Regions from separate parts of the Homo sapiens genome. Here all the other regions are linked to region 4. The links are chromatin contacts, found by Hi-C or POLR2A ChIA-PET in ENCODE. All regions are on one chromosome and are shown on one strand. Each heading gives the region's core, a stretch centred on a gene start or an enhancer-like site at or near the end of the contact. The rest is flanking DNA. Distances are from core to core; before and after follow the strand shown.

The links. A loop is a pair of places that touch in the nucleus more often than their neighbours do. ChIA-PET counts read pairs that join two places held with the same protein, here RNA polymerase II (POLR2A). Pooled maps may share reads with other maps.
Region 1: a loop to region 4 is called in a pooled map, with 9 times the contacts of the local background. The contact joins the promoter of EMC1 here to the promoter of OTUD3 in region 4. A Hi-C loop is called at or near these places in 1 of 37 single-sample maps with no recorded cell type and 7 of 50 pooled maps.
Region 2: a pooled map shows a loop between it and region 4 (9-fold over the local background). The contact joins the promoter of SLC66A1 here to the promoter of OTUD3 in region 4. A Hi-C loop is called at or near these places in 1 of 37 single-sample maps with no recorded cell type and 10 of 50 pooled maps. POLR2A ChIA-PET finds 5 or more read pairs at or near these places in 2 of 52 experiments (HEK293 and activated T-cell).
Region 3: a pooled map shows a loop between it and region 4 (7-fold over the local background). The contact joins the promoter of IFFO2 here to the promoter of OTUD3 in region 4. A Hi-C loop is called at or near these places in 8 of 50 pooled maps.

The regions. Positions count from the first base shown.
Region 1 is chr1:19,250,190-19,252,889 of GRCh38, forward strand. EMC1 (ER membrane protein complex subunit 1) reads right to left here and starts at 1,335. Exons shown (of 23, transcript NM_015047.3): 1 at 1,226-1,335. The coding sequence starts at 1,320. MRTO4 (MRT4 homolog, ribosome maturation factor) reads left to right here and starts at 1,616. Exons shown (of 8, transcript NM_016183.4): 1 at 1,616-1,674. The coding sequence starts at 1,647. RefSeq lists an enhancer at 1,248-1,753.
Region 2 is chr1:19,310,922-19,313,621 of GRCh38, forward strand. It overlaps SLC66A1 (solute carrier family 66 member 1), which reads left to right and starts at 1,405. Exons shown (of 8, transcript NM_001040125.2): 1 at 1,405-1,968. It overlaps AKR7A2 (aldo-keto reductase family 7 member A2), which reads right to left and starts at 1,223. Exons shown (of 7, transcript NM_003689.4): 1 at 906-1,223. The coding sequence starts at 1,203. RefSeq lists an enhancer at 814-1,313 and silencers at 905-1,544, 1,625-1,714.
Region 3 is chr1:18,955,326-18,958,025 of GRCh38, forward strand. IFFO2 (intermediate filament family orphan 2) reads right to left here and starts at 1,351. Exons shown (of 9, transcript NM_001136265.2): 1 at 343-1,351. The coding sequence starts at 1,007. RefSeq lists silencers at 104-293, 534-793, 1,364-1,533.
Region 4 is chr1:19,880,980-19,883,679 of GRCh38, forward strand. It overlaps OTUD3 (OTU deubiquitinase 3), which reads left to right and starts at 1,416. Exons shown (of 8, transcript NM_015207.2): 1 at 1,416-1,755. The coding sequence starts at 1,535. The region is part of intron 1 of LOC105376823 (a long non-coding RNA gene); the gene reads right to left. RefSeq lists an enhancer at 1,200-1,249 and a silencer at 1,620-1,959.

The sequences.
Region 1 (2,700 bases), core at 85-2,584, 630 kb before region 4:
AGCCTGGGCAACAAGAGCAAAACTGTCTCAAAAAAAAAAAAAAAAAAAAAAAAAAAAAGTCTTAAACAGAGTCCTTTTCCCCCCTCATCAGCCTAACCTGGCCCTGGGCTCAGAGCAGAGCTGCCCAAGACACTAAGCAGTTAGGAAATGCCATTCATTCATTCATTCATTCATGAAAATAAAATTAAGAAAATTGCATATATCAAGTATTCTGCAAAATTAGATACACATATCACCCGATATATATGTGTAACATACACATATGACATTGTGAACAGTTGTGCACATCATTAAAAATGTAACATGTTTTATTTGTCACACTGTCTGGCATAACAGGTACTCAACATATATGCGAATCAACTTTTCCAAGACAGAAAATACTTCAGAGGAGGAGAAATCTGACCTGGGCCCTGAAGAATAAAGTGTAAATAGCAATAATAACAGATAACGCTTAATGACTGCATTCAATGAGCCAGGCATTGTGCTAAGTAATTTAATGGGATTGTCTCATTCATTCTCACAAGTACTGTAAGAGATAACGGACTGTTAGTAAACCCATTCTACAGACAAAGAAACCAAGGCACAGAGTGGTTAAGTCACTTTCCCCAAGATCACACAAGTCTTAACTAGTAAAATTCAAACAAAAGCAAGCTACTCCAGGGCCTTAAGGAAGACGTGGGTGGGTGAATGAATGAATGAGTGAATGGCATATTCTAGCTGCTTAGTGTTTTGGGCAATCCTGCTGTGAGCCCAGGGCCAGACTAGGTTGATGAGAGGGGAAAAGGACTCAGTTTAGGACTTTTAAGACGAAAGCTCCTGTTCACTTGCCTACAAGACACCAATTCGAGTAGGAATTAAAGTTCACTGACAGCTTGGCGACCTCTGACACCTGGTAGACCAGAAACCTCACAGTCAAAAAAATCGAACCTGACGAGGGAGGACGGGATCAGTGATCTCTGACCGGCACCCCAAGCATTCCTGGATGGCAGGGCCGGCTTACACGCAAGGATCAGCTTAGAATGACCCCTAACACTTGGTTTAAGGCTCTGCTTCCAACGACTTTAAATCCTTAATAATTTTTTAACAAGGGGCCCCACGTTTTCATTTTGTACTGGGTCCTGCAAATTATGCGGCCAATCCTGTTAAGTGACAACCTTTAGCAGGTAGGAGACAGGTACTGGGGAAACAGCCACTTATCTCTCGAATATGTTCCACACGTACGCACCAATCAAACTTGCCCACTTGGTCTTCGTAGACCGCGGCCGCAGGAATCAGCAGCGTAGCCCAAAGCCAGAAACGAGAAGCCCACTCAGCCGCCATGATGCGAGCGCATGCACCACCCACCGCCGTCCCGGCATGCACCGCGCCGCGGGCTCCGCCTCCGCGGGACCACAGAGCTGGGATAGCGCGCGAGGCCCTCGGTCGGACGGGACGCTCGGGATTCAGGGACTGCCTCGGCACACGGGAAGTTGCCCTACAGGCGCGGGAGAAAGCGCAGGCGGCGGCTTGGCAGGGAGAGGCAGGCTGCAGTGCACATTGGGTCAGGCACACGCGAGGGGCAGCCCCCGAGGGCCGTCCCAGAGTCCCCCGCGCCGCCGGGGTCCTAACGGGGTGCACCGTCTTCCGCCGCACGTGGATTCAGCGCGATGCCCAAATCCAAGCGCGACAAGAAAGGTGGGCGAAGGGGGAGTCGGGACCCTGGGGGGAGCTCCGTGGGCTGGCTACCCAGCCTGCGGTGAGGGCTTCGGGGCGGCGGGGGCGCAGATTGGAACGCCAGGACATCCTCGAGGTGTTCCGCTGCCTCGCTGCGAGCTGGAATGGGGGCTTCGGGGCTGTAAAACCGCCAGAGGTGGCTGACGCCCGGTCGGGTCTGGGGAGCGGAGACTCGTTTTGCCTAGTTTCAGGTGCTCTTGCAAGGCCAACTGGGTCGGGAGGCAGCTCCTGAACACCGCCCCCGGCTATGCCTGCTGCCGTTTCGGCCCACTTTTCCCAACTTCGGCCCTTTCTCATCTTCCTGCGCTCCCGCCACCCTGGCTGCCTTTCCCTTCTTTCAGCACAGGTTTGTTCCCGTGTCTGGCGTTGTGTGTCTGCGGTTGTTTCTGCCTGGCATGCTTACATCTTCGTATGGTTTGCGCCTTCTTAGTTGTCAGTTAATAGGATCCCTCTGAGACAGGGTCTCGCTCTGTTGCCCAGGCTGGAGTGCAGTGGCGCGATCGTAACACTGCAGGCCGGATGCGGTGGCTCACGCCTGTAATCCCAGCACTCTGGGAGGCCGAGGCGGGCGAATCATCTGAGGTCGGGAGTTCCCGACCAGCCTGGCCAATATGGTGAAACCCCTTTTCTACTAAAAATACTAAAAATTAGATGGGCATGGTGGCAGGTGCCTGTAATCCCAGCTACTTGGGAGACTGAGGCGGGAGAATCGCTTGAATCCGGGAGGCGGAGGTTGCAATGAGCCGAGATCGCTCCACTGTACTGCAGCCTGGGCACGACAGAGCGAGACTCCGTCTCAAAAATAAATAAATAAAATAAGTCACTGCAGCCTTGACCTCCTTGGCTTAAGCGATCCTCCCACCTCAACCTCCCGAGTAGCTGAGACTACAGGCGCACGCCACCACACCCAGCTAGGTTTTTTTTGTTTATTTTTTATAGAGAAGACTCAGTGTGTTGCCAAGCTGGTCTCGAACACCTGGGCTCCAA
Region 2 (2,700 bases), core at 155-2,654, 570 kb before region 4:
TCAAGGGCACCAGGCTCACGAGGGACAGTCCCCTCCATCCTCCACTCAAGCCCCACCTGCCCAGTGGCCTTCCTTTCACACATCACGCACATTGCATTTCCAAACCAAGTCTTTGCACAGACTCTAATGTTCCTTTCTCTTGTTCTCCTCCAACCTACCATTGAGCCTTTAAGGCTGAGCTCCATCCAGCATTTGCTGAGCCTTCCCTAGTGCCTCTCCCCGGCCTGCAGCTCCCTAAAGTACTCTCTCTTCTGGGCTCTCCAGCAATCATTACTTCAATCTTCCTCATTAGACTCTGAACTCCCTGTGGAGGGCTGGAATCACTTTCCCTCCTATGGCCCCAAGTCAAAGCCTGGCATAGAGTGGATAGAAAGTCCCTACACCCTGACCCGTCCGCACTCCCTAACACTCCTACTCTCCCAGCCAGCCTTACGGCATCGCCACAGTTCTCCCTGAGAGAGGCAGAGGTACTGCCAGCTGCACAGGTCAAATTCTAGTGGTTAAGAAAAGGCCAGGATGAGAAAAGGGTGCCCAGGGTGTGCATGCGTGATGATGGTAACGAAGGGGTAGAGAAAAGGGGGAGAGCCTGGGTGGGGACCGGTTGTGGGCACCTGGCAGGTTTGGAGGCGGGGGCATCAATGGAGGTGGGAAGCGATGGGTCAGACCAGGCTGGGGGGAGACTCTCGCGCTGCAACTCCCAAGGGAAGGAGAGTGGGGGAAAGGAGTCAGGGCAAAGCACTGTCTAGTTGTCCCGGGGTTCCCAGAGCTGCGGGGTGGACCTGGGGTGGGGAGCGAGGGACGAATCCGTCGGTGCTGCCCGCGGCCGGGCCCGAGCGGGGTGGTGCACGGCTGGGGACAGGCTCAGCTCTACACGATGCATGGGGAGGATCTGCAGCTACTGTTACCTCTGCAGTCGCCACCGCCCAGCCCGAGCCCCAGGCCGCCCAGGATGGTCTCGGACTGGCCGTCGCTGTACATGAAGGCCGTGTCCAGTTCGGTGTGGCCGCGCTCCAGAAAGGCGCGCACGGCCGCGGCGCTGGCGGGCGCGTCCATGCGGCGCCCCATCTCCATGGTGCCCAGCACCGAGGCGACCCGCGGTGGCGGTGGCCGGGACATGGCGAGCGCGCGGGCCTCGGGCGGCGGAGAGCGAAGCGCGCAGTGGACGGCGGCGCGGGAGACTACGCGAGACGCGGCACTCAGCATAGCAGCGGCGCCTGCGCGTTGGGAGCCGGGGGCCCCGCCCATGCCGGGGAGGAGCGCGGAGGCAGTTGGGGGCGGGGACAACAGGCGCGGCCCCAGCGGCGCCTCCAGGCCCGGTCAGCCCAGCGCGCGGCGTGGGGGCGGGGCCTGCGGTTCCCGCGGGGGCGGTGGCGCGCGGTCAGCTGACCCGGCGGGCCTTGACCCAGAAGCTGGGCCCTGGCGGCGGATCTGGACGTGGTGAGCCGGACCGGGGGCAGGTGGCAAACTTCACGGCTGGGGGTCGGGGCTCCTGGGCTTCCCTGCCACATCCTTCCAGCCCTCTCCTCCGGCCGCTGGACTGTCCCGGCTCCTGCGCCCTCCTTGTGGCGCGATATCGTGGGACGAGGCTCCGGGCCGGGACTGGGTGGCCCTCGGGAATCCGCAGCCAGTGGCCCCCCACCTCAAAGGCGACCAGCGCGGCCTCTCGAGCTGGCCTGGCCAGGAGTTGCCCTGCCCCGGCCGACCGGCCCCTTGGCATCTGATGGCTTCGTTTTTCCCGGGCCGGCCGGGCGAGGGGCCCTCGCGGCGCTGGCCCCAGCAGCTGTCCTATCATTATCCCTCCAAACAGGCGGCCCGCGCCGGGCTGAGTCACCAGGAGGGAGCTGTGGCCGAGGACGCCGAGGCCTGGAGTGGGTGGTAGCCCCGAGCTGGGACGCTCCTCCCTCCACAATCTCCCCAGGTCTGCAGGGACCGAGGGCCTACACTGCCTCCTCCCACGCCGTGCTTAGGGTAGGTTTCCAAACGTGTAAATGGAGAGTCTGAGTCTGGAAGTGTGAGGGGTCCCGGGCCTGGGTCACAGGTCATGTCTAATCAACGCTTACTGAAGGCGCCTGTGTGCCCGGACGCTGGAGGGGCTACAATGAGAACAAATAATAGTCATTTTGGGCTGTTGGTGTTGAGTGCCAGTGCCAGGCACCCTTGTAATCGCTTGGCCTGGATTGTCTCATTTAACTCTGCAGTCAGCCTAGGTGGTGGGTATTGCATTATTCCCCTACTTTTCAGATGAGAACTACGAAGCTCAATCACTTGAGTTCCAGACTGGTAGGCATCGGGCAGGTCTGTTCCAGAGTGCTTTTCTCCTCAACCCTGGGCTGTTCGAGCTCACAGCTTTCTCCCCTTCCTTTCTCCTTTCCTTCCTCTTCTCTCTCTTCCACCCTTTCTCCTTTCTCACCCGTTTCCTCTCTTCTTCACTCTGTCCTTCTCTCTACCTCTCTCTTTCTCTCACTGTCTCTCAACATTTGCTGAACCTCTAGGTGTGTTTACACCTGGAGAATAAGAAATGCACAACCCAGGGTGGGGAGAGTACGTTTCAAAGACAGTGGTCGCAGAGGACGGTGGTAGCGTTCTTCAGGTGTGTGGACAAGGGGAGAGGAGGAGGTGGAAGGTCCTGTCCAGCCAGCTCTCATGGGGCATCTTTGAAAGGGCAATTTAGAAGTGAGTCTTCTTATCTCATGACCAGGC
Region 3 (2,700 bases), core at 101-2,600, 930 kb before region 4:
ATCTGCGAGATGAGGATAAGACTGCCTTACACAATACGCTGTATTGTGCTGAGAATTAAATGAGATCGCATAAAACACAGACAGTTATTATGTCACCTAGAAAACAATGTGCCTCACCAGTGACAGCATCGAGGTGGCCCCCACGGTAGCCAGCGCCCGCCCCCATCCTGGGATCTAGATAACTGGGCCTTCCTGGCGTACGTAAGACGCTCTGCAAACACAGCTTCCAGCCCACCTGCCAGTACCAGCTGCCCGCCCGGCCCCCGTCCCGCATACGCATTCCGCGGCAGCCTGGACCTGGGCGCCCCGTCCCAGGGCGGCGGGGGAGGGGCGGCCACTCACCTCCGCTTATACTCGTCGCGCTCGCGCTTCACCTTGGCCAGCACGTTGTAGAGCGCGCGGATCTCCGGCGTGATGGTGTCGATCTGCACGCCCACGCCGTCGGGGTGCACCCACGACACGCCGGGGCCCTGCACGGTCTCCACGCCGCCGCCGCCCGTGCGCCGCACCTGCGTGTAGCTCCAGATGGTCCCGGGCAGGCGGCCGTAGTGCTGCGGGTGCGAGCCGCCGCCGGGGGGCAGGCCGCCCAGGGCCACGGCATTGGCGTTGGCGCCGGCCGCCGCGCCACTGCTGAGGCCGTGCCCGCCGCCGGGCGCCGGGGGCCGCAGCAACTCGGGCCCGGTCTGCACGGCCTGCTCGCGGGAGAAGGTCTTGTAGCGCAGCCGCCGCTCGCGCTCGCTCTGCTGCTGCTCCAGCTGCTTCTCCAGCAGCCGGTTGCGCCGCTCCAGCTCGTGCACCTTAGCCAGGAAGCAGCGGAAGCGCACGTTGAGCCCCTTCAAGAGGTGGATGTTGGAGCCCAGGTCGTCCCGCAGCGCCGCCGTCACCGGCGACGGACCCGGCCCTGCCCCGCCGCCGCCGCCGCCCCCGCCAGGGCAGCCCCCGCCGCCGCCGCCCGGCGGGCAGCCGAAGGCCAAGGCCATCTCCCCGAACAGCAGCGAGTTCACCATGCGCCGGCTGCGCGGCTCAGGGCCCCGGGCCCGCGGCTCCAGGTGCGGCTCCAGCTCCGGGCAGGGCTCCCGGCGCGGCCGGGCCAGGGTGGGCGCGGGCTCCAGCGCGGCCGGCCGGGCGGTTCCAGATGCGCGCCAGATGCGGCCTCCGCAGAGACGGCAGGACGGATGGCCCCGGATGCGGGCGCCGAGGCGAGAGAGGGCACTCGGCCGCTCCTCGGGACGCGGTGGAGGCCGCGGTATCTGCGCGGGGCCAGAAGGGTCGCGGGTCTCACCGCCCGGGCTGTCAGAGACGCTGTGGAGGGGCCGCGGCAGCCGCACGCAGAGGACTCTCGGCCGGCACTGCCCCTTCTGCGGCGGGCCCCGCCCACTGCAGACACTGGCCCCGCCCCCGCCGCGGCCCCGCCCACCCCTCCTCCCTCTGCGGCGTTCCCCGAGCCCGAGGCTCCGCCCCACGAGGCCCGCAGCGCCGGGCCCCACCCACAGACCCTCGGCTCCGCCCACCTCCGGGTTCTCCCGCTTTCTCCGCAGCATAGACTCCGCCCAGCTCCCCGGCGGGGCCACGCCCTCTCCTGCGTCTGGTCCTGCCTCCCCGCCGGGTGCCGATTCTCTGCTGGGGGACCCGGACCGCAGAGCTGCACCAGGGACCGGGTTAGCTGGAACCGCCGCAGAGCCAGCCGGGCCTCTTAAAGGGGCCAGCAGCCTCGGCAACGCTCGCTTTCCACTTTTTAGGGCGCTCCTCTCCCACGTCGCCTGCCGAGAGGGCTCCGTTTCTCTGTCCTCTCTGCCCGCAATGCCCCTGGCCCCAAATTCCTTCGGATGTGCGCGACCGCGGCTGGAAGGGCTGGGGGACCACAGTATCCGAAGGTGCATCGGCACCCCACCCCCACTCTAGCCTGGGGAGGCCCAGATCGACCTTTCGGGGATAAGAGGGCGCCCGTGCCCCACGCTGCGGACCCGGGGGTGGGCTCCTCGAATGCTAGCTGCGGGCCTTGTCCTCTCGAGATCGGCCCGGGCACAGCTAAGCCCGCTGGTTCCCCCGCCCACTGAGGAGCCGAGCAGCATGGGGGTTGGGGAGGCCGAGCAAGACCCTCCCGGGATGACACCCACAAACTCGGCCTGGGCCTCGCCTCTGCTGAGCTGCTCAGCACCTCCCCACCACCCACACCCACACGCTGAGATGAAGCTGACCCCGAGAGCTGGGGATTCATTTCACAGACATGGGGCTTAGCGGGCCGCCTGGGGCAGACCGAGGCAACCCGAGGACCCATTCATTCATTCATTCATTCATTCAAATGTTTTCACACCTACCACGTTAAAGGCCAAGTTCTCCAGTCTCTGGTGTCTCCTGAACCGTGTTGCAAACATTAGTATATGTCAGGCGCCATACTTATTTATTATCCCCATTTTACAGAGAAGGTCACTGAGACGTTAAGTAGCCACAATGGTCCAAAGTGCATGCTCTAACCGGCCTTCCACAATGCTGGCCTCGGGCCTCGTGTCCATTTCCGCATTTGGTCCTCACCGCAAACCTCAGAGGGGAGGTGACCCCCACCTTGAACCCCCACCTTTGAACGCCTGTGGCTTGCATTGTATGCACTTAACCAGATATGTGGCATGTTTCAGATACTTCCGACTGCATTTTTTACTAGCAGTTTAATTTTTGTCTTGTTATTAACTTTTGTGTTTGTTT
Region 4 (2,700 bases), core at 166-2,665:
AAATGTGGTATATATACACCATGGAATACTATGCAGCCATAAAAAAGAACAAAATCATGTCCAGGAAGAGGGGAGAACAGCAACATGGATACAGCTGGAAACCATTATCCTAAGTGAACTAAGGCAGAAACAGAAAACCAAATACTGCACGTTCTTATAAGTGGGAGCTAAACATTGGATACACATGGACACAAAGATGGGAACAATAGACTCTGGGGAATACAAGAGTCGGGAGGCAGTTGGGGGAAAGGGTTGAAAAACTACCTATTGTGTATTGTGTACTTTGCTCACTACCTGGGTGACAGATTCATTTGTACTCCAAACCTCAGCCTCACGCAATATAGATGGGGTTTCACCATCTTGGCCAGCTGGCCAGGCTGGTCTCGAACTCCTGACCTCAGGCGATCCCCTGGCCTCGGCTTCCCAAAGTGTTGGGATTACAGGCGTGGGCCACTGCACCTGGCCTCAGTTTTTGTTTTTGTTTTTTTGTTTGTTTGTTTTTTGAGATGGAGTCTCGCTCTGTCCCCCAGGCTGGAGTGCAGTGGTGCAATCTCGGCTCACTGCAAGCTCCGCTTCCCGGGTTCATGCCATTCTCCTGCCTCAGCCTCCCGAGTAGCTGGGACTACAGGCGCCCGCCACCACGCCCGGCTAATTTTTGTATTTTTAGTAGAGACGGGGTTTCACAGTGTTAGCCAGGATGGTCTCCATCTCCTGACTTTGTGGTCAGCCCGCCTCGGCCTCCCAAAGTGCTGGGATTACAGGTGTGAGCCATCACGCCCAGCCTGGTCTGTCTCAGTTTTAAAACGGAAAGTCCTGCATCCCAAGAAAACCTCTAGTCCAGGCAAACCTAGGTGGGTCGCTCTAGGATGGAATTAGGATTTCCAGTGGTCTTGGACAGAAGGGCGACCTCTCCCTTGAGTTACGAAGGAAGGCGGAGAGATGAAGGGCAGGATTAAATAAACAAGTATGCGGGCTTTGGAGCCAGGGCAAAGCTCTGCCTTTTAGCTGTGTGATCTTGAAATTATTTAACCACTCAGATTCAGTTTCCTGTAATTTGGGGATAATTAAACAAGAATGAGCCGTGTGAAAGTGCCTATCCAACTGTAGTAGGCTCGCAGCAAGAGTTTAAATCGTTTTTATTCATCTCCGGTCCTAACTTTTGCCGCTGCTCTGTGTTCCACTCTTCTATCATCTTTAATTTCTCTGCTTGACTTGTTCCTGCTTTGTTCTCTCTGGTCCCTCTCCGGTCGCTCCTGCCACTCACGTTGAGTACCATCCACCACTAGAGGGCGGAATAGAACAAACCAAGATGGGTGCCCCTCCAGCTCTCTATGGCGTCTGCTCGCCGAGCCCCGCAAAAGAGGCGGGGATTCCATCATGTGACCGGGGTGCTGGGCGCCGGCGCAGGCGCGGTTGCTGCGTAGTCGTCGCCGGGCTCCGTTGCCCGCGCTGTTTTACCTTCCCAACGCTTGAGGCGGACGCTGGGGGGTCCTGCGCCTTTCCCTCCTGCCGCTGGGGACTGCAGGCTAAGGCCATGTCCCGAAAGCAGGCGGCGAAGAGCCGGCCGGGCAGCGGCAGCCGGAAAGCCGAGGCCGAGCGCAAGCGGGACGAGCGGGCGGCGCGCCGGGCCCTGGCCAAGGAGCGGCGGAATCGGCCGGAGTCTGGCGGCGGCGGCGGCTGCGAGGAGGAGTTCGTCAGCTTCGCCAACCAGCTGCAGGCCCTGGGGCTGAAGCTGCGGGAGGTGCCGGGGGACGGGTGAGGCGGGCCGGGAGCGAGGGAGGCGGCGCCGGGGGACGCGCCGGGCTCGGCCTGGCGACCGTTGCCCGCTCGCGTCCATCCATCCATTCATTCGGGCGGCCCGGGCGCCTCCCGCGAGCCAGCCACGCTCCGAGTGCAGGGCGTCCAGCTGCGAGTGAGGCGGACAAGCCCCTCGCCCCGAGACGCTCGCGGGGATCCCAAAGGGTCCTAATCATGGCAGACGCCGCGAGCGAAATAGAAAGTGGGTGCTGAGACCGTATATGGGAGCAGGGCCACTGGATTGTGGCCAGGAAGGGCTCTCTCAAAGGTGACATTTAAGCTGAGTTCTGAAGGAATGAGATGGAGCCAGGCATTGGAAAAACAGTTATCATGACGATAAGACCAGTTGAAGGAGTTTGAGTAAGCCCCACTTGGTAGAACGCTTTGCCTCCTTTGAGTCCTTGGTTTTTGGGTGGTGCCCCCATTTACATTTGTGAAATTAGGTCGCCTGTTTACTGAGCTGAAGGCAGCTTCTCTAATTCTTCCTTCCATGGGCCTCAGTTTCTCTGTAAGCAAAGGTGCTTCCCCAAGCTTTCTTGGGACTTAGACTGGATCCAGGTCCAGCTTTCTTTAGGGAACGCGGAGGGGGAGAGTGGGGAGGAGGAAGAAAATTAGCTTCAAGAAAGGGGATATGGCTCCAGGAACATGGATGGAAGAAGGAAAAGGGTCAGGAAGAGGGGAGAACAGTTAGGATCCCCATTGCAGGGGCAGGTAAAAAGGGGTCTGGTTGTCAGCTGTGTCACTTTGGAAGAGAGAGTGTTAATAACAGCCTGGCTTTTGTTTTTTTCCTCCCCGTATTTGAGTGCTCAGATCCTGCAGAGGGAAGACTAAAATGAAATTAAAGACCATAAGGAATTGCCTTAGTTCATTATTATTGTTATTTTGTAGAGACGGTGATTTTGC